Linked DNA regions of Mus musculus: region 2 is linked to region 1. Evidence: chromatin loops called from intact Hi-C (ENCODE). Cell type or tissue: left cerebral cortex. All regions are shown on one strand. Links, peaks and the distances in the headings refer to the core of each region. The heading gives the core; the rest is flanking DNA.

Evidence for each region. Peaks named below come from ENCODE experiments on the same cell type or tissue, not always from the same donor. Only the 100,000 strongest peaks of a DNase experiment are listed, where the experiment ranks them.
Region 2: a loop joins it to region 1, with 5 times the contacts of the local background. A loop is called at or near these places in 19 of 42 quality-filtered maps.

Annotation. Positions count from the first base shown.
Region 1 is chrX:6,517,656-6,526,227 of GRCm38, reverse strand. It overlaps Shroom4 (shroom family member 4), which reads right to left. Exons shown (of 9, transcript NM_001040459.2): 2 at 5,284-5,435. The region is part of intron 2 of 5430428K19Rik (RIKEN cDNA 5430428K19 gene); the gene reads left to right. Among named protein-coding and RNA genes, the nearest start is that of 5430428K19Rik, 53 kb to the left of the region's middle. In left cerebral cortex, for the core only: a CTCF peak has its summit at 3,090 (motif pointing right); a DNase peak (open chromatin) is centred at 3,101.
Region 2 is chrX:6,250,291-6,258,862 of GRCm38, reverse strand. No RefSeq gene overlaps it. Among named protein-coding and RNA genes, the nearest start is that of Gm46685, 19 kb to the right of the region's middle. In left cerebral cortex, for the core only: a CTCF peak has its summit at 4,649 (motif pointing left); DNase peaks (open chromatin) are centred at 4,646 and 5,802.

The DNA.
Region 1 (8,572 bases), core at 1,106-6,105:
GTAAAAATACTGCTCATTCCATTATTTCTTGGTTTGTGGTTTGTTTTTTTGTTTTGTTTTGTTTTGTTTGTTTGTTTTTTGAGAAAGGGTCTCATGTTGCTTAGGCTGTTCTTGACTTCATTATGTATCTAAGGCTATCCCTGAACTTCTAATTCTCCTGTCTCTTCTTCCCAAGTCCCACAACCACAAGTACTGGGATTACGGAAATATGCTAATGTGGCACATGTGGTAAAACAAAACAAAACAAATAAAAACAACAACAACACAACAACAACAAAAAATCCCAAATCATCATCAACAACAACAAAAACCTATCACTATAATATACCCATTATTTTTCTTTCATTCCTTTGCCCTCCAGGCTTATTTTGTTTGCTTGTTTGTTTGTTTATTGATTTTTGCTACTGGGCACTGAGTCAAGGGCCTTGTGCTTAAGTAGGCACTCTACCACTAAGCTTTTCTTTGTTATGCTTTATGGTACTGGGAATGGAAAACTGAACCTGGGGCTTCACATATGGCAGGCAAGTGCTCTACCACAGAGCTGTATCATCAGCTATGTAACTACCATTTTATGCAATGTCTTTGGGCTATTCAGATAATCAAAATTATTAGTGTACATTTTCAGTGGAAATTTTGTTTTGAAAAGTCATCCACATATGTCCTTTATATGACATGCATATTTCTTTTTAAGGGTTCTGAGTTGGAGGTCTTTCTTTCTGTAGCTTTTAACTGGTTATTGAGGTCTAGTGTTATCTTTAAATTAAATTTGTTTTTCTTTGACTTTGCCTTTAAACTGATTCCAACACCTTACAGTTTGCTCATTAGAGTTAAATAAAGTGCAGCATATGTTCATTTCTAAGTCTGTATGAGTCAAGATTTTACCTTTTTCCAAAAACTCTATTTTGGCACTTAAACTATTATCCTATGGTTCTAAATTATATTTCATAGACTCATATTTATGCACTTTATGTACCAAAACTCAATAATTAGAGGATCCTGTGTGGGGGCAGTGCAGTGGGTTCTAGTATCAAAATAATGCTAGCTTTAAAAGCAACCTGAATAATTCTACAACACTTTCAGATTGATAACACTGTAATAGAGTTTAGGCTATTGCAAAAACTTTGAAGGTATTCAAAGTATGTGAACCCAAATTACTTTTGAGAATTTCTGTTTGGGTATTAGTGTCATTTTCTACATTTCTGTTGTTTCAGGTCCTTTTATTATACAGCTTCTCAATAATTCTGGCATTTAAAACTGAAGTAGATATGTTAAATTTCTCTGTGATTTCAAGATTTCTTAAAATATAGTCAATGTAATCTGTAGTTAATTCCAGAAACTATTTCTAGGATGTTATTTATCACTTATTTAAATTTTATTCATGATTCATCTTTGTTTACTTGATTAAATTTGATAGAGGTTTATCTATTGAATCCATCTCCCAAGTTCCCAAAATCAAGCCCTTGGCATCAATATTATAATAGATCCTTAGATATGTAATTGTATTCTTCATTTTTAATAAAATATCTGTTATAAATTCACTTCTGAATACTAATCTTGAAGTTTGACAAGTCATGCTTCCACCTTGATTATTTTTATTAGTTTGCTATTTTTCTCTGATCTGATATTTGCATGCAAATGTGTTCTCATGTATTAAATTTGTTTAAAGATTTTTGTTTAAAATTGTAAACTTTGTACATTATTATCAGAAACAAACCCAATGTTACTTCTGCTAAAAATTTGCATATATTTTCTCTGCAGCATAGCATATAATCATAGATTAGATGTTCCAAAAATACTGGAAAATAATAAACTATCTATAAAATATTTATAAATTGTATTAACTAGAATGAATGACATGTTTTTCAATTCTTCCAAGTGTTTCCAGTTTGGTATTCTTTGTTTTCTAACTTAAGTTATATCAATGTCTTCAATACAGATATTTTCATAATTGTTCTTTATACAGTGCTAACATAGTTTACTTCATATATTTAAATATCATGATTTTTAGTTCAAACTGATCACTTAGTCACAGAGTCCTAGCCCTAGCTGAGGAGCTGGCAGTACTCAATAGCTGCGAGGAGAGTAAAAGGTAGATTCTTTAAAGAGTGTGTCCCCTGGTAGATGAAAACGGTCTAGTAGATGACCACACAGTCAGGAGTATATACACAGCATTAATTGGATTGGTAATTATTTTAAAAATCCATGAAGGTACAAAGTTGGGTGGATATAGAACTGGGATACTAGATCTGAGAATAGATAGGGAGGAAAATGAGTATGACCAAAATACATTGCATAAAATTTTTAAATAACAAAATATTCAAATCGGCTTATGACTATGATGTCTTTAATGTGGTTAAATAGTCTATCCATATAAAATAAATCTTTTGAAAACAGCACGGCATTATGGTTCTTATTTTTTATTTTTGTCAAGTAGAGAAGTGGCCTGCTAAGATGCCTTTTCAGAGCATGGAGTGATTGGAAATAGATGAAACTGAATGCTGAGAAGCCAGTGGGTAGGCGCTCAAAATAGTACAGGTGAGAAACCAGGAGTGATTGGATTAAGACAAAACAAGAGAGGTTTAGAGCACGTTAGACATGTCATGGCGTGAAATTACTTACATTGGAGGAAGGTGAGACAAGAGGAGGCTCAGAGATAGATGCTTGCCTAGCATATACAAGGCCCTGCACTTACATACATGTGCACATGATTGATTGACTGATATGGATAGATAGGTAGATAGATAGATAGATAGATAGATAGATAGATAGATAGATAGATACAAGTTGGATTGGGTTTTCAAAGTAAGCCATTTTCTAAAGTCTTTTTGAATGGTCATGAATTTCAAAGGACTTAAGGCAAGACCTGAAGCCCAGCATTGTCAGTGATTTACTTAAACCATGTGTTACTCAAGTCTAAGTCAATAAGATGGACACTTATAAAGTATAAGCACATCGCACTTCTGTTATGCCCTAATTTATGAAGAACAGAGACCTCTTTTATAAACTGGAGGGGAAACTGTGACTAAAAAATTAGTAACTATAGCTTCCTACACCCTGCCCACAGCAGGTCAGAAGGGAAAGTTAAGTTTTCCACAAGAGGGCAGCACCACTTCATAAATTATGCATTGAATGCCTCAAGCAGAAAGGGCTGAAGTGGAGGTGCTGAAAAGGTAGAAAGGAAGGTAGGTACTGCAAGCCATCGTGCCTTTCATATCATGAAAACCAAAGGCCCCTGCTATCTCCAAGTTTATAACTATAGCCACTCCTAAGTGAGGCTCTGTAGTGGCAGCTAGTGCCAGTAGAGAGAATGAAGACAAGGTGAGCAGTTAAAACCCTGCATCTTCACATTCATCTGTGGGAGTAAACTCAAACGTCTCTGATGGTATTCACACTCCACTAGTGCATTTGCCTGTCTACAACCAGCATCTCACCAAGCGCCATGTTTTCTGCTCAGATATTGGCTGCCCCTAATTGTTTACCCAGCAAATCAAATTCTATAGACTAGGGTATAGTGTACATTGCAGTTCTGATACATCCCCACTAACAGTGTTTGCCTACCCCAATTATGCTCTACTTCAGTACCTCAGAGAAGAGAACTGAAATTCCCTGATAGAGCATTATGTGTCTACGGCCAAACCACCTTGATCTCAGAAGCTAAGCACATTCAGATCTGGTTAGGACTTGGGAGGGAAAATCCACTATGTAAAAGGCATTTTGTATAAGTTATATCATTTAATCTTCACAATAATAACACTATGCAAGGAACCCTAATTTCCATGTGATAGAACAAAGGAGTAACATCCATGAGTCTATCACATACTAAGGAAGAACCCTTATCAAGTGGTCCTTGTATGAAGTCTTAAAATATAAATTATAACCAACCTATCTATAGTGGAAAAGACTTGACTAGCAAGCATACTTAAGGCCTTGGATTCCATCCCTAGAATAGAAAAAAAAGGAACCATTCATACAAGATGGAATCAGTGAGAGTTGTAGCTATTATGCAGTATACAGCACTATTTACCATGATGCCTATATCTGGAAAGGCATGGCTTAATGTTAAGTAGCAGAAGATCATGCAGTAAACCAATGGGATGCTATATAATCCTTCCGGTGTATCCAATACTGTTACCTTTTCTCTTTTAGAAAAAGACTGGATAAATTGATTATTATATGTGATCAATAAAAGAATTGATGCTAGCTCTCCTTCTGGGTTTGTTGCTGGGGTGTTAGCAAGATAGGAAGCTTTTGTGGACAATATAGTGATATGTTAGGTTTGAAGCAGCATACTGTACTTGGAATGCTATATGTGCATTTCAGTGTAAATGTCCAAGATGAAATTGGTTATCTGGTCTGGGACAGAAGACACAGAATCATCCCCATATAAATACAAATTGAAAGAGGAGGAGCTGGTAAAAATTTCCATATAATCATTTCTATATTATGATGAAGTTAGAAAAGGTAGAATGGCCAAAAAGACAATGTTTAAAGGATGGTCAAAGGAATGGTTTAGTAATGAAGGGGTCCAGTTAAAATAGGAACCACAAAAGTAGGAGTCAATGACATAAATAGACTATGATAAAAGTCAGGGTTTCATAAAAGAGTTTCATAATGTGGACCAACTATCAAATGTCCTTTTGATGTCATATATGATAAGGACTGAAAATAATATACTGGCTCTGACAATGAGGCAACATTTTGTGCCTTTGATAGCCATTACACTTGAATTACAGGTGCCAAATTCAGACCACAGGGATCCTAAAGTTAAGAGAAGGAAAAAAATGTATATGCAGGAAGGATAGACTCTGCTTTTTGTGACTCACTAAAAACAAAAGGAGGAAAACAGTAGTAGCCAGAGGGAGAAAGAAAGCTCATGGAAGGTAATTTACATTTTCCTCTAATAATAGATTATAAATAATTTATATCATCATAGATATACTCTAATAATCACTTTTTAATAATAACAATGATGTAGAAGCTTTGGTATGTATATAAGATAAAGACAGGAAAACGACCACTGAGAAGGGAAGCCTGAGCTCCAGGAGCCCAGAGTGGAAGTGCCTTGCATGTGTTGAGTCACTGAGTCCTCAGAAGAACAAATGAGTTCTGAAGAAGCATTTACATGAATGCATGCAATGAGTGTACAGCAGTGTCAAAATATGAACCAAAGGCCCTTTGTCCATTCTTCTTTAGTTGTCTGCACTATTCTGCACAGATGAAATACCTGTTTTCTTGATGATAATGATAGAGTACTTTTCAATGGCCTCTATGCCTGTGCCTTACCTCCTGACAATCAGCTTGAGGATCCTGAAGGAGCCTTTGATAAGGATGAGGGCCTCTTGGCGGGAGCCATACAATGGAGTGCCATTGATATTCACCAGCTCATCACCAGTCCGCATCTTCTGAGACAAGGCTGCCTTGCCTCCATCTTCAATCTGTGTTGCAGAGAAAAAAACAGGAAGCAGGTGGTGAGCTGACTTCTGCTCCATAATTTTACATCCTAACTTCTCCCAACCTTGTAGCCACAAGTAGGAATGGGGAATACTTTCATTTAGAAAGAAGAGATGAGGAGCTGATCACAGGTTCCTGAAGGCTCTTGAGGAAGGAGACGAGACAGAATTAAGGCAATTCCTCCCTAAAGAATGAACCTGGGAAGACAGTACTTCTGAAAAAGAAAGGGATGCTTAGAAGGAAGTCCTTAACCCCATTACAAAATGGGATACAGAGCTAAACAAAGAATTCTCAACTGAGGAATACCAAATGGCTGAGAAGTACCTGAAAAAATGTTCAACATCCTTAATCATCAGGCAAATGCAAATCAAAACAGCCCTGAGATTCTACCGCACACCAGTCAGAATGGCTAACATCAAAAATTCAGGTGACAGCAGATGCTGGTGAGGATGTAGAGAAAGAGGAACACTCCTCCATTGCTGGTGGGATTGCAAGCTGGTACAACCACTCTGAAAATCACTTGTACAACCACTCAGACGGTTCCTCAGAAAATTGGACATAATAAAATCAGAAGATCCAGCAATACCTCTCCTGGGCATATACCCAGAAGAAATTCCAACTGACAATAAGAACACATGCTCCACTATGTTCATAGCAGCCTTATTTATAATAGCCAGAAGCTGGAAAGAACCCAGATGTCCCTCAACACAGAGGAATGGATACAGAAAATGTGGTACATTTACACAATGGAGTACTACTCAGCTATTTAAAACAATGAATTTATGAAATTCTTGGACAAATGGATGTATCTGGAGGATATCATCCTTAGTGAGGTAACCCAATCACAAAAGAAATCACTAGATATGTACTCACTGATAAGTGGATATTAGCCCAGGAACTTAGAATACCCAAGATACAATTTGCAAAACACAAGAAAATCAAGAAGAGGGAAGACCAATGGGTGGACACTTCGTTCCTCCTTAGAATAAGGAACAAAATACCCATGAAAGAAAGGAGTTACAGATACAAAGTTTGGAGCGAAGACGAAAGGATGGACTATCCAGAGACTACTCCACCCAGGGATCCATCCCATAATCAGCCACCAAACCCAGACACTATTGCATATGCCAGCAAGATTTTGATGAAGGGACTCTGGTATAGTTGTCTCGTGTGAGGCTATGCTAGTGCCTGCCAACTACAGAAGTGGATGCTCACAGACATCTATAAGATGGAACACAGGGCCCCCAAAGGAGAAGCTAGAGAAAGCACCCAAGGAGCTGAATGGGTCTGCAACCCTATAGGTGGAACAACAATATGAACTAACCTGTACCTCCAGAGCTTGTGTCTCTAGCTGTGTATGTAGCAGAAGATGGCCTAGTCAGCCATCACTGGGAAGAGAGGCCCCTTGGTATTGCAAACTTTATGTGCCCCAGTACAGGAGAATGCCAGGGCCAAGAAGTGGGAGTGGGTGGGTAGGGGAGCAGGACGCAGGGAGGGTATAGGGAACTTTTGGCATAGCATTTGAAATTTGAAATGTATATAAAGAAAATATCTAATAAAAAAAAAGGAAGTCCATATGGCAGCTAAAGCAGCCCCATGGCATTGCAAACTGTGCACACAAATCAGAGCTCCATCAAACGTCGGCAAATCTTTTCCTACCTTTACACAGGCTTTGAAATCTGACAAACTTGTGTTTGAATTCTGGCTCTACTACTTTCTAGCTGTGAGATCCTGAGAAGGTTACCTAACACTGGTGGCATCAAATTTCCTTGTATGCATACTGTAGAGAGCAAAAGCACCCACCTCGCCTGATTGTTTCATCACCCGTTTGAGGGCTCTGGGTTCTTTTTTTTTTTTTTTTTTTTTTCCATTTTATCCTTTTATTTTTTTTCCCATTTTTTATTAGGTATTTAGCTCATTTACATTTCCAATGCTATACCAAAAGTCCCCCATAGGTTCTTAACTCAGTATGACTTCTGATTATTATAACAAGGAGGTTGGTGCTGAAAACCTGAATGATGGCTTCCAGCTCAAAATTCTGTAATCAGCATCCCTAATTTTAAACATATGAAGTAAGTACAAAGTATATTATCTTCATCTCTTCAACACATTCCTAGCATACTACTTGCCAATGGGCATTCTGCAAAAGCTAGGAATGTGTTTACTAATCTAGCACAATGTAAACATTCCCTTCGAGCAGGGTAATCTTGGCAGAAGACGTTTTCAGGCTGGGGAACTCTGGAAAAAACAAAACTAGGAGGAAGAGCCACTAGGATAGGCAAAGCAAAGCAGGGCCCTGAAGACCTGGCTTTCTAGTGAATTTTGTACATAATGTTCTACTTAGCACAGAAGTGGGTTCCACCTGTTAGAGTATTAATTCCATCTAGAGTAATGGGGACATCTCATCCATCGTTAACCTATTCCCCAAGCACTTAATGTACTTTAGTATGCACAGAACAATAAACACACTAAGTGGCAGAGATACACAAATTAAAAAAGCTCTCAGCTCCCAGCCCCAGAAGGGAATTATTGTCTAAAGTTTATATGCCCACTGAGAGATCTGGTTAAATAAAAATCCAGCCCACCCGCATTAAGTGTTCTAGGGAATATGGGAAGTAAGAATGATTAAATGATAGAACTCTTAGGGGATAGAAGTCTCTAAGTGAGATCACTAGGGGCTGACTTTTACCGTGGCTATGTTTATACTTCTTTCCTTTTAACCTTTTCCCTCAGTCTTTTATCACAGCCTCTGAACCTGTGCCCACACCAGTTAGAATACTGCTTTAGGTTGCTCAGCTTTTGAGAACTGTCAGTTAGGAAGGATCTTTTGAGTTGAAAGAAAAAATATATTAATTCAGGATTTTTAAAGCCCTATTAAATAAATTGAAATTCTGGGTAAATTGCAGATTTATTAAATATATTGCTGCTAATCCAACATTCTTTAAAAAAAATGAACCTCTGAGAAATTAAAGGCTAGCCAATTGAAATGCCCACGCACACGCACGCGCGCGCACACAGACACACACACACACTTTTCCAATACATGGACAACCATTCAATATAAAACAACCTAATAATGGCAAATAGGGAACAACTCTTAGCAAATTAATTGGGATTACAT
Region 2 (8,572 bases), core at 1,679-6,678, 270 kb after region 1:
GGTGCAGATCACTGGCATCCCAGTTCATCCATCCTGGCTTCAGTTACTCCCCTGTCCTTATCGGGGTAGGGTTCCTGCTGATCTCTGACACAGTAGAGGGTGTTCAGGAAATCATACATCCTATTGTTCACTGTAGTAGCCTGATTGTTGGCAACTGCAGAGCTGTCACTATGGCTACCAGGAGATTATTTTCTATTAGGAGAACAGTGACTCATGCGTGAGTAGTGAATACTGTAGCTGTCAGTGGGGACATCATGTTTCATATGGGAACGCTGGCAGTCAAGATTTGCCTCTGGGATCCGGATATTGCTGTCTAGCTAACAAGCTGTCATAGGCTGGTGTACACAGAATAGACAAATATATAGTGAACTGTGAACAGTGTTGTTCACATGAGTGAAGGACCCCAGGAAGATCTCAAGTTCTGGGGCATTAATGCTGTCTTGGTAAATTAGGAATCCAGTGCTAGGACTGGATCACAGATTCTCCTAACAGACTGTAGTGAAACACTTGCTTTCATCCTTTGGACAGTAGTTGAGTAGTCAGTGATGATACTGCAGTAGAGCAAAAATATGTCCTACATTTTGGATAAGGGTTTCCAGTGATATTGCAGGATGAAATGGAGGTTTATGGAAATGAGCACACAGGCTAAGGCCATTGGAAAATGCAGAGAATACACAATGGAAAACATAATACCAATAGCTAAAGCAATGGGGTTAAACTGTGGTAGTATCAGTGAATGAAGATGTGAAGGGGGAAATAGCTGTTATGTGGCAAGACTTTTCCTGGGAGACACCACATGTGTCTTTATACTCCAGATAGGAATCCTGTATCAGACCAAAGTAGGAATAGTACCAAAGTCCAACCTGGCTTAGCTATGAATTTATTGGGGTTACTTACATGAATATGGGTGAGGGGTTCCTTACAGGAGCAAAAATGTCTAAAACATACAGCTGCTTTCACAAATCACAGTCCACCAGACTTCTCACAAAAGTGGGGGGTGGATACCCGAGAACACTTCCAGCCTACAGGCAGCTCAAAGACTTGGAGACTGTCCTTTCCAAGTGACTCGGTTGGTCTAAACATCTTCCTGACAGCTTGGCTGATCTAGCTTCTTCTGGGCAGTTGGTCTGGTTTCAGAGTCTTCTTTGCTGGTAGGTTGTCTGAAAGCCACTCACATCAGTCTTTTTGTTATACTTTTGGGAGGGAGGGAGGGAGGGAGGGAGAGGCCTAGTGAATCTGGCCAGTTTCAGGAACTTCCTCTTATTATTTGGGGTTATTTATCTTCTGGTTTTAACTCCACTGCAGGATGGAATGTTCCAATATTTGAGGAAACTGCTATACAAAAAGATCCGAGACATGTTTGGATTGAGGCATGAACCAAAGATACAGACCACACAGAAGCTAGAAGGACAAGTAGGTAGTGACGTGGGAGATTGGCTAGATGGTTGTCTTCTGAAGTGTTTTAGAGCTAAGGCAAAAGAGGGGAAAGGGAAATTTGGAGCAGGATGTGGAGAGCAAGAGAAGGGCAGGGATACTTGCCACGCAGCTGGCGATAGGTATCTGTCTCTACAGGGATGTTTTTCTTATAAAGGGGTTTGGGGGTTGGAAAACCTGTTCTTTCTTGATTGTGGGGTAGTACTGAAGAGGCAGAAAGCAGCAGGACGGATTCCATCTTGTCTTCTAAACTCTATTTTAAGCTGCTGTCACTGGAGTGATATGACTTCTACCCTTAAGGTCTGAGAAAAATCACGAAATGTCCCTGACAGTAGCAAAATAGACACAGTAGCTGTAGCTAACTGGTAACAGCAGAGTGGGCTAAGAAAGCATAAGTCTTTCCCAGGTCAAGATCCCTCTTTTTAGATGTGAGTTCTTCCCTTGTGATCTGAACAAATGCTAGCAGTTTGAAGGTTAACATTCCTTTACCCATTACCCAATCATGTAATGCCAAGCCTTGAGAGCCCCAGCTTGCAAACTTTTCCTAATATAAACCCTAAACCCCTAGAGCCAAGTGTCACTCTCCTAACCTGTTGTGCAGGGAAGGTTTGTGACCCAAGCTTGAGCTTAAATAAAGAATCTTATGTGCTTGCATCCAAGTTATGGTTCCTGGTGGTTGGTCTCTTTGGGGTTTTTGAAATCTGGGCACAACAGTGCTATTTACACACATTGTTTACAGAAGAGAAAAATGTATGGATTTGAAATTATACTTCAGTGAAAATAAAGTCAGCACCATCTCAAAATACATATTTATTGGCAAAATCAATAAGATATATAAGTTGTCTTTGAGTAGAAAGTAATTCAATTAAATAAGAGCAAAAGAATGGGGTGAATAAGTAATATTCCATGTCACTTGATTGGAAGTCTGCAGATTTAAATTCCATTTATTCCTCCTGAGTTGGTCCCTATATTCAACACTATATACAAGAACTATTTTGTGACAATGCCTGGTCTATATTTTTATAAAAATTAACTGTCAAAGCAAAGGAATATACACTTGACAAAGAGCAAGATCAGGCGCACAACATGTCAAAGACCCAATTTGTGGTGTCTGTGCCCCTGCAGGCCAGGGGAAACTGCCTTTTACAGTTAGTTCCAAAACATAGGGCTTCTCCTTTGTATCACCAGCCTGATTGAGCCTGGATTTTAAAAGACAGCTAAATCTTTTGAAAGATGACTGAAGACTATGCATGTTCATGTTCATATGCGTGTTCATATTTCATTTAGATTTTATAAGTGCAGTCTTTCACTGTAATAAAAAGACCATGTACAACATTTATCCAATTATTTCAAAATTTCAGTGGAATGGCAGAGATTTTAGAAATACAGCTTAGGTGACTCAAGAAAATATAGAACTATGAACTGACTAATAGCAATCAGAATAAATGAACAATAAAAATTATTTCCCCCAAGGAGTCCAAAAGTAAAATGACCACCAAATCTCAATGAGCTCATCAAATCTTAAAGAAAACCAAGTGATACAGGAAAGAAGACTCGATTTACATTTGTAGCATATAGACAGAAATGACAACATGCATATTCCAGACAAATGAAGACAGGAGACCAGGTTAGCCAAACTCAGGGAAATAAATGAAAAATAATGATGAGAATTATTATTTTTATTTTTTTAATTAATATTTTTATTAGATATTTTCTTCACTTACATTTCAAATGCTATTCCCAAAGCCCCCTATGCCCTCCCCCCGCCCTGCTCCCCAACCCACCCACTCCTGCTTCCTGGCCCTGGTATTCCCCTGTACTGGGGCATATGATCCTCGCAAGAGCAAGGGCCTCTCCTCCCATTGATGGCCGACTAGGCCATCCTCTGCTACATATGCAACTAGAGACACAGCTCTGGGGAGAATTATTAGCTCAAAAACTCATTATCATGCAGATAAAGGGATATGTCATGGCCAAAGGCTGATCATTAATAAAATCATATCAAAACCGACTATGTTAGCCAAATATAACATGGAGATCATCTCAAGCAATAATAAATAATAAAAAGTGACAAATCTCAAGCTACCTTTAAATCTTAAGCTTTTCATATCCCTAAGAAGTGAAAGGAACTCTATATTCTCCACAAATTGCTAAAAAACCATAAGAAGGCTAAGATGCAGTTTGGTGGCAGAGCTTTGCCTGCATGCTCTAAGCACTGGGATCTAATTTCAACATCACCAGCAAACCAGCAAACAGAAATCCACAATACCATACAAAATAGTAAACTAGTAAAAGCTTTCCTTTTGAAACTGAGGAATTCCCTTTAACAATTCTTTTGTACATCTTAATTCAGTGGATGAGAAGATTAATGGAAGTATAAGGTTGCAGAAGAGAAACAAATTTGTTATTACTCATACTGTTGTTAATGACTTTGCTATAACAAAAATTCTACATTTAAGTTCTTAAAGTATGTTTTCTCAGTTGGGGATGTAGCTTAGTGGTAGCGTTGCTTACTATGTACAAGGTCCTGGGTTCAAATCCTAGCACTGGGAATAAAAACAAAACATGGCAACTGGATAATATATATGAATGAATGTGTGTATACATACAAATACACACATTTATATAACTGAGTATATATGAATACATATATATATATTTACATACATATGTAACTTGCAAACCTATTTATAGTTTTTAAAAGTAATGAAAAATGAATAATGTATTCTCACCAAAGTATCAAAAATAGGGGTGGGTCTAGTCAGGCATACATAGCAGATTCATCAGTATGCCTTTCACTCATAAAATTAAGCTATGATCCTGAGTAATAATGAGCTGAAAGAAAGTGCTAAATTATCCCTTAGTGCTGGTGGATAGAAGGAAGGAAATCCACTGTGGGAGATTAGATCCCTTACGGTACAAGGCATAATTGGCAGAGAAGCTGTATGAGCCAGGGTGCAGCTGATCCCAGTGGGGACAATTGAAAAAGCAGCTCTTAGGAGGGCTCAAAGTTAACAGGCTGCTGTTCTCTTGTTTGTCTGTTGAGAGGGCTGCTAATTACTTTCATACAGACATTACAATGTTGCCATGAAGGATCCTCTGTTCTGGACCAGTGGCTGTGGGGACATCAAATAGCTGCAAATCTTCATCAAGGAATCACTGTTACTGCTAGAAAGGGAAGACAGTCTCACCTTCTTTCTGTATCCCTCCACTGCCCTCTACTGGGGCAGTTTAATATTGTCCATGAAAAAAAGATGCTTAATTTAGTGTTTTCATAGAGTATGCAGTCAGAGCTGGGAGACAATAAATTGATGATTGATGCAAAATCACAAAATAAGTATAATGCAAAGGGTGGTAAACCTGTTCAGAGGCTCTGCTGTTGTAGGTTGAATGGTGCTTCTGTTTATGGCGTTCCTCAGAATGAGCCTTTTTGGAAATAGAAACATTTCAGCTCTAAGAACTTCAGGGGATCTAATTAGAATTGACCCTAGAGTTTTTGAAGATGAAGAATTAGAACACAGAGACAGACAAACTTGAAGGAAAGATCACAGGGAGAAATAGCCATCTATGTAGGAAACAAGGAGCAAGAAGCAAAACCAGTTCCCATCCACAACCCAGAAGGAACCAAGCCTGCTAAGATTTCATATTTCTAGCCTCCTGGACTTCAAGATAAACAACTCATGTCTTTTTCCTACTCAGTGATAGAGCTTTGTTACAGCAGACCAAGCAAGCTAAAACAAAATTTGCTACTCATAATTCGGGTACTAATGTAAAAAAAAAAAAATCAACTTAAGATATAGGTGCAAGTTGGAATTAGGTAAATCTGGAAGTATGGCAAGGCCTCAGGCCAGCTTGGGAAAATTTAGACACAAACAAACTGTGGCCAAAATTTAGCCCAGAGGCATAAGACGATTTTTCCTCAGAGCCTAGTGAAGAAACTGAATCCAGGAACACCTTGTTCTTACACGTATAGCCTCTGGCAAACAAACACGGATACCAATTTGATGTTCAAAAACAGAGAAATATCCTTTGTACATTAGTTGGGCAACAGTACTATAAAATGTCAGTTCTCTCTAAATTATTTTTTAAGATTCAATATATCCATCAAAATAATTATGTAATACAGCATTTGGCATAGTGGTTCTATAATAGCTTTTCTATTAGCAGTTTTCCTTTCAATGGTTTCAGTAACCTGCAGTCAACTGAAAAATATTACTTGGAAGGAAGGTTCTAGAAAAAATACAATGTTAAATCGAGTGCCATTCTAGGTTAGCAAGATGAGTTTTCATTATGGCTCATCATATCCAGGAAGTGAGTCATCTCCTTGTCCAGTGTCCTCATATTATGTGCTAACCAGCCTGGAGTTGCTCTGTAGCTATATTGGTCGTCACATTGCTCAGCACTGTGGTGAAGTGCCACACACATTACTTCCTGTGCAACCTCAAATGACACAAATGAATTGAATGATGTGGGGAGGAAATAATAATTACTCTGAGGCTCTCAACTCTTTTTGTCAAAATGTATACAGTTAAATGCATATAGGAAAAATCAAAATGTAAATTCACCCTCACGCATTGTTTTCTTCAGAATGTCAGTGTGCCTCATACTGTGACAAGGACTATATTACCTGCCATTAGAATGTGGTTGTTCTGAAACATTCATGAGATGGAAGTTTTGCAGCAATCAAACTGAAGAAATTACTGCTGTTCGCACCAAGATAAATGACTTTCACAAGTGTGAGCAAAAGTAGCATGTCAGCGGCAATAGAGTATGACCTCATGTGACAGCATTTAAGAGGGGACAAAGCCAGGGCATAGAGGGGTAGAAAACGATTGCACATGTATACACACACGCTGTGTCTGGGAGAGGACACACGAAAGGTCTGTGCGTTACAAAATGTCTGCCATTTAAACCAAGTGCTGCTTATGCCACTCTGTACCTTATAACTGAACTGTGCCGATGGTTTGTATCATATATTATAAATTACTAATACACATTTAATTATATCATTTGATTAAAAGCAAAAGTTTTGAATTAGATAGAAAAGCTAGTAGAGAAGAGCGAAAGCAGCATCCAAAAGGCCCTGGGTGCTATATCCTGACATACACATAGATATTATATACACTTTACACAAGGATGCATGTATAGAGCAAACTTGTACAGTAAACATCTTATGGTAACCATATAAAGTTGTTTGCTGTGATATGTTTTCTTCTTCAAACCATGGAGGCTACGAAATGCGTGGAAACAAATGTCAGCTTTAGCTCAGTAACATAACCTGAAAGCATTTGCAATGCCATGTCTTCAGTGTGCTGAGTCACTCTGATTGCTATTTATCATTCCTCTTGTACTCAGTACATTGAAGCATGGCCTTGAGTTTGACATTTTCAGACAAGGCTGAAAGACCCAGCAATAAGGAACATTAGGAAAAGAATGATCTGGATAACGTCAGAGAAGTATGAACACAGAGACCATCAACATCCAAAATAGAGCAACTTTTCCACGTGATGATGAGAATGGAGCCCAGGGTCTCATGCATGTCAGGTACACAGGGTACAACTGAGCCAGCCACACCTCCAAGACATATACAGACTTAGGTTGGGATCCTTTCTAATGTCTAATAGTGGGGGCAAAGGCAGACATAAAGAAGCCTGTGTTGCTACTTCGTTTCTGTGCTGAATAGAGGGACCTCAGCTGATCTTCTTTGCTCATCACATAGTCCTGAAGCACGAGCTACCTGCCCCGATGACATCACCACATCTTTCCCACTAATGCTGATTTCCTAAAATCCCCCAATAAGGATTCAGCAGAAATCTTAGTTCTCTTTTTTGAAGAAGAGAGCTGCACCTCCAGGCAGTAATCTTGCCTCAGTATCACACTTTCTCCGTGGGCCCGGCGAACTCCAGAATTGAGCATGGCAGAATTATGAGATGAGCTTTTATGTGTACATCACGTTTGTGTGTCTAAGTAACTGCCCTTCATAGATTTCAGACATCACCATATGCTAGAGGTGAGAGCTGTCACCTATTTTTTTCTTTGAGCATCCCCAGGCCTTTGAACTCCAATATTCTCTCGGGCTTAGTTTGCCCTCTGCTTTCAGAAGGGGCTCCAGATACCTTCATCGTCTTAGCCTGGGGCATGGAATAAAGAGCGACTGGAAAGGCAATAAAGCCATCTGTGCCTCAATCAACTGGCCTTCAGGTTCCTTCCATATATCCACAGAAAATGCTTAACTAATCTTTTTGGTTTTATTGTTTGTCTGGTTGGTTATTTTTGGTTTATTTTGAGGGGGGATGTTTTTCTGTTTTGTTTTGTTTTTTTGAGACAGGGTTTCTCTGTAGGTCTATCTATCCTGAAGCTAGTTCTGTAGATTGGACTGGCTCATAAAGATCCATTTGTCTCTGCCTCCCAAGTTCTGGGATTAAAGACGTGTGGCACCACCACCTAGCTTTGAATTCATGTATTCTATTGGATATTCCAAGAAAACGTGTGCTTGAGACTGAGTGGGTGTGGGCTGGGAGATCTGGAGTGTTGTGTTGTAGATGGAAGAAAAAGAAGGCACTTGTCTCCACTATTCTGTGATCCCATGGCCTAGGGCCAGACTTCTTTATTTTTATTTTTATTTACAGATTTATTTATTTATTTTATGTATTTGAGTACACTGTAGCTGTTTTCAGACATGCCAGAAGAAGGCATCAGATCCCATTACAGGTGGTTGTGAGCCACCATGTGGTTGCTGGAAGTTGAACTCAGGACCTCTGGAAGAACAGTCAGTGCTGTTAACCACTGAGCCATCTCTCCAGACCCAATATTCTTTATTTTTTATTTGCTTTCTTACCAATGCTGAGACAAATGCTCAGTGAATTTACAGAGTTGGATTCTCTGAGTCGGATAATTTAATACAGAAATATGCAGGTAGCGTGGATACAGGAGTGTAAGGAAACAGTAACTGAGTTTTCCATCAATTTGCATCCTTCATGCAACACAGCAGTTGTCTCAAGGAGGTCAAAATGAATTTAGTGATTTAAGAAAGAGATTCCTGTGGCTATGAGGCTAATTTAGCAATAGCAAAAGAATAGGGTTTGTGCTATAGCTCTGCAGAGATGATTCCATAGAATCATCTCTGGGCTGCACAGAA